Linked DNA regions of Mus musculus: region 1 is linked to region 2. The links are chromatin loops, found by intact Hi-C in ENCODE. Cell type or tissue: left cerebral cortex. All regions are shown on one strand. Each heading gives the region's core, and the rest is flanking DNA. Links, peaks and the distances in the headings are about the cores only.

What was found. Hi-C counts contacts between places; a loop is a spot of excess contacts. Peaks named below come from ENCODE experiments on the same cell type or tissue, not always from the same donor. Only the 100,000 strongest peaks of a DNase experiment are listed, where the experiment ranks them.
Region 1: it touches region 2 in a loop (4-fold over the local background); 1 of 42 quality-filtered maps calls a loop at or near these places.

What each region holds. Positions count from the first base shown.
Region 1 is chr11:97,277,123-97,281,505 of GRCm38, reverse strand. It overlaps Npepps (aminopeptidase puromycin sensitive), which reads left to right and starts at 930. Exons shown (of 23, transcript NM_008942.3): 1 at 930-1,305. The coding sequence starts at 1,048. Gm11592 (a long non-coding RNA gene) reads right to left here and starts at 812. Exons shown (of 3, transcript XR_001780313.2): 1 at 365-812. In left cerebral cortex, for the core only: no CTCF peak of the experiment used is centred there; DNase peaks (open chromatin) are centred at 1,079, 1,810, 2,050, 2,574 and 1 more place; H3K4me3 peaks cover 2,966 bases; H3K27ac peaks cover 2,207 bases.
Region 2 is chr11:97,187,646-97,192,028 of GRCm38, reverse strand. It overlaps Kpnb1 (karyopherin (importin) beta 1), which reads left to right and starts at 4,137. Exons shown (of 22, transcript NM_008379.3): 1 at 4,137-4,383. In left cerebral cortex, for the core only: a CTCF peak has its summit at 2,070 (motif pointing right); DNase peaks (open chromatin) are centred at 867 and 3,886; H3K4me3 peaks cover 1,261 bases; H3K27ac peaks cover 1,109 bases.

The DNA of each region.
Region 1 (4,383 bases), core at 281-4,280, 89 kb before region 2:
TGTTTAGTTTTGACTCTACCTTACAAGTTTCTATAAAAGAAATACGCTTTTAGGAATATTTTTGCCTTGATTTAAACATAGGTCTTAGAGATAACTACAGAATGGAGGGAGCCACAGTTAGGATACTTTTACAGAAGTCACAACTGGTAAAGGGTCTTTTCAGTTAAAAAAGCAGAAACAAAAACAAGGGGCGTGGGGGTGTGGCTCAGTGGCATGGCGCTTGCCCAGCCTGTGTAGAGGCTTTGAGTTCAAAGCCTAGCACCACAGGAAGGGAAAAATCCGGAAACAGACAGTTGATCATTATTATCATCTGTGTTTTCTTAATCAAAATCTTACTGTGTGCCCAGACCATTCTGGAACTCACTCTGTAGTCCAGGCTGGCCCATGATGATCGTCCTGCCTCAGCCTCCGTGCCCAGCAATGAAGCATCTTGTTTTAAATATGAAATCGTGGGATCCTGTATTTCTAGTCTTTGAAACCACTCTCCTAAAAGGTCTAGATTTCACTGGTTGGAGCGACCTTGAATAACTAAGTGTTTCCTCGGAAAACTGTTTTCAGATCATCCCTTCAACTGGCTATTTCCTAGGGAAAAAAAAAAGCCTCAGGTCGGGCTCACACCGCTGAGGTGGAATGGCTCTTTCCACGCGTCCCCTACCCCCCCGCGCTGACTTGACCGCTGCGTAGGCTTCCATTTTCCACAGAGCTCCTCCATGCCCTTCGTGGCTCTTTCCTGCCACCGGCCGACGACAGGTGCAGCGCCAAGCGCCTCCTCTCGCCTTCCCCGTTCGCCGACCGCGGCCTCGCCGCCCCGCCCCGCCCTCGGCGCGCGCCCTCAGCGGGGTCGCGCCCGCCCCGCGGGGTCGCGCACGCAGCCGCCGCCGCCTCCCTCCCCGCCCTCCTCCCCTGCCCTCCCCTCCGCCCCCTTCCCCGTAGGCAGCCCGCCCGCACCGCCGCCCGCCCGCCCGCCCGGCCCAGGCACCCGCTGGGTCTGTCCCCCGCCCCAGCCTCCCCGGCGGCTCTCGGCAGGCGGTCGCCCGCGCCCGGTGAATGTGGCTGGCAGCCGCCGTCCCCTCCCTCGCTCGCCGCCTGCTCCTCCTCGGCCCTCCGCCTCCTCCCCTCCTTCTCCTCCTCAGCCGCTCCTCTCGCCGCCGCCGCCGCCTCCACAGCCTGGGCCTCGCCGCGATGCCGGAGAAGCGGCCCTTCGAGCGGCTGCCCGCCGAGGTGTCGCCCATCAACTACAGCCTCTGCCTCAAGCCCGATTTGCTGGACTTCACCTTCGAGGGCAAGCTGGAGGCCGCCGCCCAGGTACTGCGACCCTCGGGCGCCGGGGGGCGAGCAGCGGGCGGGCGGGCGAGCAGTTAGGCCGCGCCCGCGGGCTGGGTTGGAGGCCGGGGCGGGTTGGGCGCGTGGGCCGCGGGACCGAGCGGGAGGCGGGTGCGGCGCGCCCCTCGAGCCGGCCGGCCGGGCGGGGACCGCGCTGCGGGAGTCTGCGGGCGGTGCGCCCCTCGGGGGGCCAGCACACCTGTGTGCAGCGCCCCTGGTCCCCGCCTTCCGGGCCCCGAGCTCCGGGAGAGGCTGGGTGGGGGCTGGGGAACTAGAAGGGGCTAGGACTGCCTGCTCGGTGGCACCCCTGCGGACTGCGTTCTTTCCTGGTCGTCCCTTTACTCCGCCGGGGATAGGTTGGAAGGGGCGGTCATCAGGCACTTGAGAGCGAGGAGGGGCGAGTCTAGAAGGTTGGGGGCAGGGGGGAGTGGAGCGAGAATGTTAATCCCAGGCAGCCTCACCGAGTTCTCCCGGCCTGATCCTGCCCAGGGGCCGGGTTTCCAGGATGATCCGCCCCCTCCCCCTTCCCCTCAAATGACAGTGCAGCAGTGACTTTGTTCTCCCCTAACCTCCAGAGAAGCCGCGGAGGACCCTAGCTCCTCTTCTCCTATCCGCCTTGCTCTCGCAACCTGTGAAGCTGGTGGATTTATTGCTTCAGTGGCGGTTGCTTAGCAGTCCCCTCTTCTGAAAGAAAGCTCTCAGTCTTAGCCTGCCACTGGTGAAAATATTCCATTACTCTTCTTTGCAGTTTTTTTGGTGAATCATACGCTCCTCCCTCCTCCCCGAAGCATTATCTGGCAGTATTGTTTGATTTCGGAGACCATCCATATAGATGGCTCACAGAGGTCTCAAACGGTTACGATAAATAACCATGGGTATGATGTGTTACGTGAGATCGGAAATGAAAATTGGGAGCTGTTTGATAGCTATCTGTGACAGGAGTGGTGGAAATAGAATTGGTTCCGTTTCTTTTCCTACCCCAGCTAGGGGTTGGGGAACACGAGTGGTGGAGGAAGCCAGGCCAGTAGGCCTCAACCAAAAAGATGAGGGAGGGTGTGTGTTGCAATGAAATGAGAGAAACGTAGACTAGAATTTGAGTGATTTGAAAGCCGAGAAAGTATGATACTCGAGTTTGAAAATCTGTGTAAAAGTACAGAACTTAAAAGTATGCTTTTAGATTTGGAACATTGGCTTTGCCAGCCTTAGATGCTGGCAGCATCACTGTCCACAGCAGAGTGCCTTGTGACCTTTGGAGAAAGGGCCTACACTTGGGATGAGTTTGAATTATGAGAAAACACTAACTTTAAGGAAGCTGGCCCGAGTTAATAAATCTGGAAGGTGTGCGCACTGAGTGAAGACATTGAGGAAAAAGCAGTACAGATTTGCTTACAGGTTATTGAGGTTTATGGACATGTTAGAACAACAAGCAGCAACATGTTCCCCCGCCCCGCCCCCCCTCTAAAAGTGTGTTTGTGTGTGAGTGGGTGGGGGTGCGTGGGAGCTATGGTATGTATACTCTCTGTCTCTTACCCTTTCACTATGGGATCTCGGGTTCTAACTCAGGCTGCTTAGTTTCCATAGTAATCACGTTTACCTCTTCCTACTTCTCTGAAGAGCTGGAAACAAGTTGGAGGGCACATCTTTATTCCCAGCACTTGGGAGGCAGAGGCAGGTGGATTTCTGAGTTCCAGGCCAGCCTGGACTATAGAGTGAGTTCCAGGTCAGCCAGAGCTACCTACACAGAAAAATCTGTTTTGAAAAACAAAACAAAACAAACAAAAGGAGATGATAATATGTGGAAGATTGGTTTCTGCCTTTGCGGAAGCACAAGGTTGTATGTTACCTAGCAGCGGGACTTAGTGTCCTTGAACTCACTGTCTCTTGCCTCAACCTCCAGAGCAGCTTAGATTCTTGACACACACCATCATGTCTGGCTGATTTGTGAATCTGATCCAAGGAAGTAACTGGATCTTTTTGATAGAATAGACTTTACAAAGAAGGAACAAGGCATTCCCGTCTTTAATTTTGTGTCCTACTGTGAGTGCATAGGTGTGTGTGGGTGTGCATACACGAGTGCCGAGGCATGCATGTCCATAGAGGTCACTGGACAGGTTTTCAGAGTAGGTTCTGTGTTTCCATCATGTCGGCCCCGGGATTGAGCTTAACTCAATAGTCTTGGCAGCAAATGCCTTTACCCACTGAGCCACCTTTCTGATCTTCAAAAAAGAAAAACACAAAACAAAAAAAATTTTTTTTTCCTCCCAGAGAGTCTTTTCAGGCTAGGTGGCAACATAAAGATGGGGTAATAGCAAATTTAACAAGTTGATTAAGGGATAATTAGACTTTTTAGTTGTCCCTTTTGAAGTATAAAAGAATTCACAGTAGTTAAAGCAACTAGATCCTTGACGCTGTATGTTGGAATAGTAGCATTAGGTGGTATCATTGTGGAAATTAAAAACATTGTAAATTTTAGATTGGTTAATGACATTAGGTAACTTTCTTAGCAGTTCGTATCATACTACATGGAATATTGAACCATTTTTCATGGTTGCCTTAGTTGTTTTAGTTGCAAAATTGAATGCAGAGTATTTGTACACGTTATATATTAGAGACTTGGTGGATTTTTAACCTGGCCTCAGGTGTCGGACTTCTGAAAGGTGAATGTAAAAATTGTCTTTTTACATAGATGAATTTTCTTTTCTTTTTTTATTTGTTTTTGTTTTTCTGAGACAGGGCTTTTCTAGGTAGCCCTGCCTGCCCTGGCACTCACTCACTAGATCAGGCTGACCTTGAACTCAGAGAGCCACCTGTCTTGTCTACTGAGTGCTGTGATTAAAGGCCTGAGCAACCATCGCCCAACTCATAGATGGCTATTCTAATTTAGCAGGGTTTTGAAATGGGGTCTTATACTCCGTGGCTGCCTTGGAATTGAGCTGCGTATTCCTGGCCACCTTCAAAGGCTTATCATTCCTCCTGCCATTGGAGTGCTAGGATTGTAAGCATGAGCCGCTGTGCTCAGTTTCAACAGGCTCTGAACATGTCTCAGGGGCCTGGAGAGAT
Region 2 (4,383 bases), core at 167-4,166:
CCAGTTAGTCCCGCATATGGGCTGACCTCTGGAGCAAGGAGTGATAGGAAGGAACCCGCCAGGTGGTAACTAAAGGTGCTGGGGTTACAAACCAAGGATCACTCAAGAACAGCTCAGTGAGCAGAGGCAAGAGGAGGGGCTGGAGAAGTCTGAGTCTTAAGCGTCTATTCCACGTGGATGGGTATTTTGCCTGCATGTATGTATGTGTGCCGGGAATCAAATCCTCTGGAGGAGTCAGTGCTCTTAAGTCATCGCTCCAGTTCTTGGAGAAGTGCTTTGTTTTTAAAGTCAGGTCTCTGCTTGTGAGAGCTGAAGCTGGAAGAACATCTCTGCCCTGCTTCTCTGTGAATCCTCTCAAGGTCCTACATTTCTTGTGAGAAGTGCTGTATGTAAAGATTAGTCTAGACAGGCAGGCAGTCCTTGGGTGTCTTTTTGCAGCACCGAGAGACTGACAGGGAACCCTCCTGCTTGGTCACTTGGCTGTGGACTCCTGGAGGGCTGGAAGGGACAGCAGTGAGCTCAGGGTTAGACAGCATTCATCCAATCAACTGGAGCTTCAGAGTAAAACTAAGAATCACGGGCTGAAGAGATGGCTTAGTAGTTAAGTTCACCTGCTGCTCTTTTTAGAGGACAGAGGGTCGATCTCCAGAACACACATGGTGGCTCACAACCATTTCTAACTCCAGTTCCAAGGCATCTAAAACTCTCCACGATGGGACAGTTGTGTTATGTATGCTCAACCAGTGCTGTGTGCTAAGGTACATCCCCGGCCCTGTTAGCCCCATTTGACTGAAGTACATCTCACAGGCTATGGAGAGATGGGAACACAAACTCAAGCAGGTGTTTCCGCTATCTGTGCTCAGCACTTAATGCTGTGGTCAATGTGGTGTTGTGGGTATGCCTTTAATAGGAACTAGACAGCACCATCTATAACTTTAGCTGAACAGCAAAAATACAATCCAATTTGGTTTCACTAAGGATCTGACGCTTGAGAGTAATTTTATTGCCACCCTGGTATCCTTTCGCCATCTCATGCCCTCTGACTGGTCCTATACAGACTGGTGCTGCGGCAGGGGTGTGCTCAGCAAATTGCAGGACATCAGTTTGTTTCCTGGAACCAAATTATGGGTCATCCTGCCTGGGCAATCTGTAAGAAAATGACAGGATTCTCAGGGATGTCATGTCACTGAGTCTCATTTCTTTTTTTCTTTTCTTTTTTTTTTTTTTAAAGATTTATTTTATTATTATATGTAACTACACTGTAGCTGTCTTCAGACACACCAGAAGAGGGAGTCAGATCTTGTTACGGATGGTTGTGTGAGCCACCATGTGGTTGCTGGGATTTGAACTCTGGACCTTCGGAAGAACAGTCGGGTGCTCTTACCCACTGAGCCATCTCACCAGCCCCGAGTCTCATTTCTAAACGTCTAGAAGAGGGCGCTGGATCCCCTGGAACTGGAGTTAGGAGGCTGTAAACTGTCATGTGTGTGCTGGCAACTGAACCCAGATCCTCTGGAAAAGCAATTCGTGCTTTTAACCACAGAGACATCTCTCCAGTCCCTACTATTTGAGAGAGGGTTTCATGTAGCTCAGATCAGCCAAACATGACCTTGAACTTTCCTCCTGATCCTATATCTACTTCTCCAAGGCACCCATTCCTGTGGACTGATAAAACTACGGAGGACTGCTAGTTAATGCACTAAGCAACCCCTCTGATATACATTCCCAGCTTCCCCATCATTGACTTAAAGCCACACATACAGAGCAGTCCTCCTAGTTGAGAGCAAAAGGTTGGGGTTAGGGAGCTGATAAGCTAGAGGAAATCACTAGGTAAATTATTGAAATACTGTATGAGGAATGATGGGCCTACATTTCTTTCTTTCTTACCAGGCTGGCCTCAAACTCAAGAAATCTGCCTGCCTCTGCCTCCCAAGTGCTGGGATTAAAGGCGTCCACTACCAAGCCCAGCTCTTTTTTATTTTTTTAAGATTTAATTATTATATGTGAGTACACTGTAGCTGTCTTCAGACACTCCAGAAGAGGGCGTCAGATCTCTTTACGGATGGTTGTGAGCCACCATGTGGTTGCTGATATTTGAACTCAGGACCTTCGGAAAAGCAGTCAGTGCTCTTATCCGCTGAGCCATCTCTCCAGCCGGGCCTACATTCCTTGTTGCAAAACTTCAAGTTTCTATAGCATTAAGTCTGCCTTTTGTCTTGAGAATCAGAGTTACGGAGGCACAGGACCAGCATGCTTCTGCATGTAGGTGTGTGCACATGCTTACAGTGGAGAGAGAGCACCATGGGTAATTCCAGCACTCAGGACTCCAAGGAAGGGAGGCTACAGAAATATTGAAGCCAGTCTGAGATACATATTGAGTTCTAGGCTAGAGATCCTGTCTGAAAGAGGCAGAACAGAATAAACTCACAAAAAAGAAAAATCGAATTACATTCTAATGAATACATTACAATAGAACTCATTTCCTGGGCAATCTTGGTGGCCCATGCCTTTAATCCCAGCACTCTGAAGGCAGAAGCAGGTGGGTCTCTGAGTTCAAGGCCAGCCTAATCTACAGAATGAGTTCCAGGACAGCCAGGGCTATACAGAGAAACCACCTGGCTCCGCCCCCCCCCACCGTGGGGGGAGGGGGGCAACCCAACCCAACCAACAAATCACAGCCAAACAAAAATTATGCTTGCATAGTAAACAAAAAAATCTTTCTTAAAATCAGGATAAGATGTGGAAGTATTCAGAACATATCTATACATGAAGCCATTGGAAACATACATTACAGGCAGAAAATACACACAATTAAAAAACCCCACGAGGCTATGACTTTAAGTGTTTCAGAGAACACTAAATCCCAAGTTTCCAAAGTGTGGCTAGTGTAGGGCAATTTCTTTACACCTTAAAAACAATACAATTTACATGCTATTTTGACCCATATGCTCCTAATCCCCCCATGACTTGCAGCTGGGTATCCAAATGAGGGGAGGGGAATGTTAAGCAACTATATGCAACGTATTTTTATCTTGTTTGTTGTATTTGTTTTTTGTTTTTGAAACAAGATCTCAGACTGTAGTTCAGGCTTCGGGATACTGAGATGGCAGGTGTGTCGCTACAGCTCGTCAATGCACACGTTCTTTATATAATACTACACAGATCTTGTAAACGAAGTCTGGACATCAAAGCTTTATGGGAACTGCTAAGTGGTCTAAGGACGCGCCTCCGCGAAACTTTGTTAACAGTCCAGGGCCCCGACGGGGTCTCCAAGGGCAATTAGGGGCGCCTGAAGCCAGCTCTGCTCGAGTCTGGAATGGGCTGTGTGACCTTGGACAGGCTCCACTCTCTCTCTGGGCTTCAGTTTGCAAATCCGCACGTTGGAAGGTGAACCACGTGGTTCTCATGGTCCGGTTCCGCACAGAGCGCGGCAGCAAGCCGACCTCACCATGAAGGCAGCTTCCTGTGGGCGCGGCGCAGGACTTTAACGGTTCCCGTCCCCGCCCCCTCCGAGGCCCGCGAAAGGCTCGCTTTCCGTACACCGCGGCGAGTGACGGCTCTCCGTAGCGCGCAGTCCGAGCCACTCGCGCGCAGCTCCGCCCCACCCCGGAGGCGTCCCGTCGTGCTCCGCGCCAGACTCCTAAGAGCCTGGGCGCCTCCCGCCTTTCCGCGCGGCGGCGACCCCGAACTCCTCGCTTCAGTTCTCCCGGCGCCCCGTCCTATCAACGTCCAGGATCCCAGCCAATCCGACGCGCCTGGAGCCTTTACCTTCCGCCCACCCTTCTCCCCGCGCACAGCCGGGCTGAGCCCGAAGGCCTTTACCGGGCCAGCCCAATCAGCGGCGCGCTCTTACCTGCCCCACCCCAGAGCCCCTCCCCTCGACCAATAAGCACGCCCCATCCCGCTGCCCGCCCAGCCAACCGGACCTTGAAGCCCGCAGGCCAATGGGCGCGTGGCGGCCCTTCAACGCTAGCCGTCCGGCCAATCGGGGGTTCCGCGTGGCCCCGGCCGTAGCCAATCGCTGGGCAGCGCGGTGCCGCCGCGGAGAGGTCCGGCAAGGATATCCCTCCGCCTCCCTCCCTCGATCTCTCTCCCTCCCTGCGATCCGCCTCTCACTCACTCACTGCCGCCCTTCCTTTCTCCCTCCGCCGCCCGAGCAGCAGCCGCGCTCCGAGCTGCCCCCGGGGTCCCTCCCCCGCCGCCAGAGGAGCAGCTGCTGCCGCCTAGCACATTAGGAGGGCGGAAGGAAGGAAGGAGAGCGGGGAGGAAGGGGAGCCGGAGCGCCTGGCCAGAGGCAGCCGGTGAATGGGCTTGTGGTGACCCCCACCCCCCACCCCACCCTCCCTTCCCACCCGACCCCCAACCCCCATCCCCAGTCGGAGC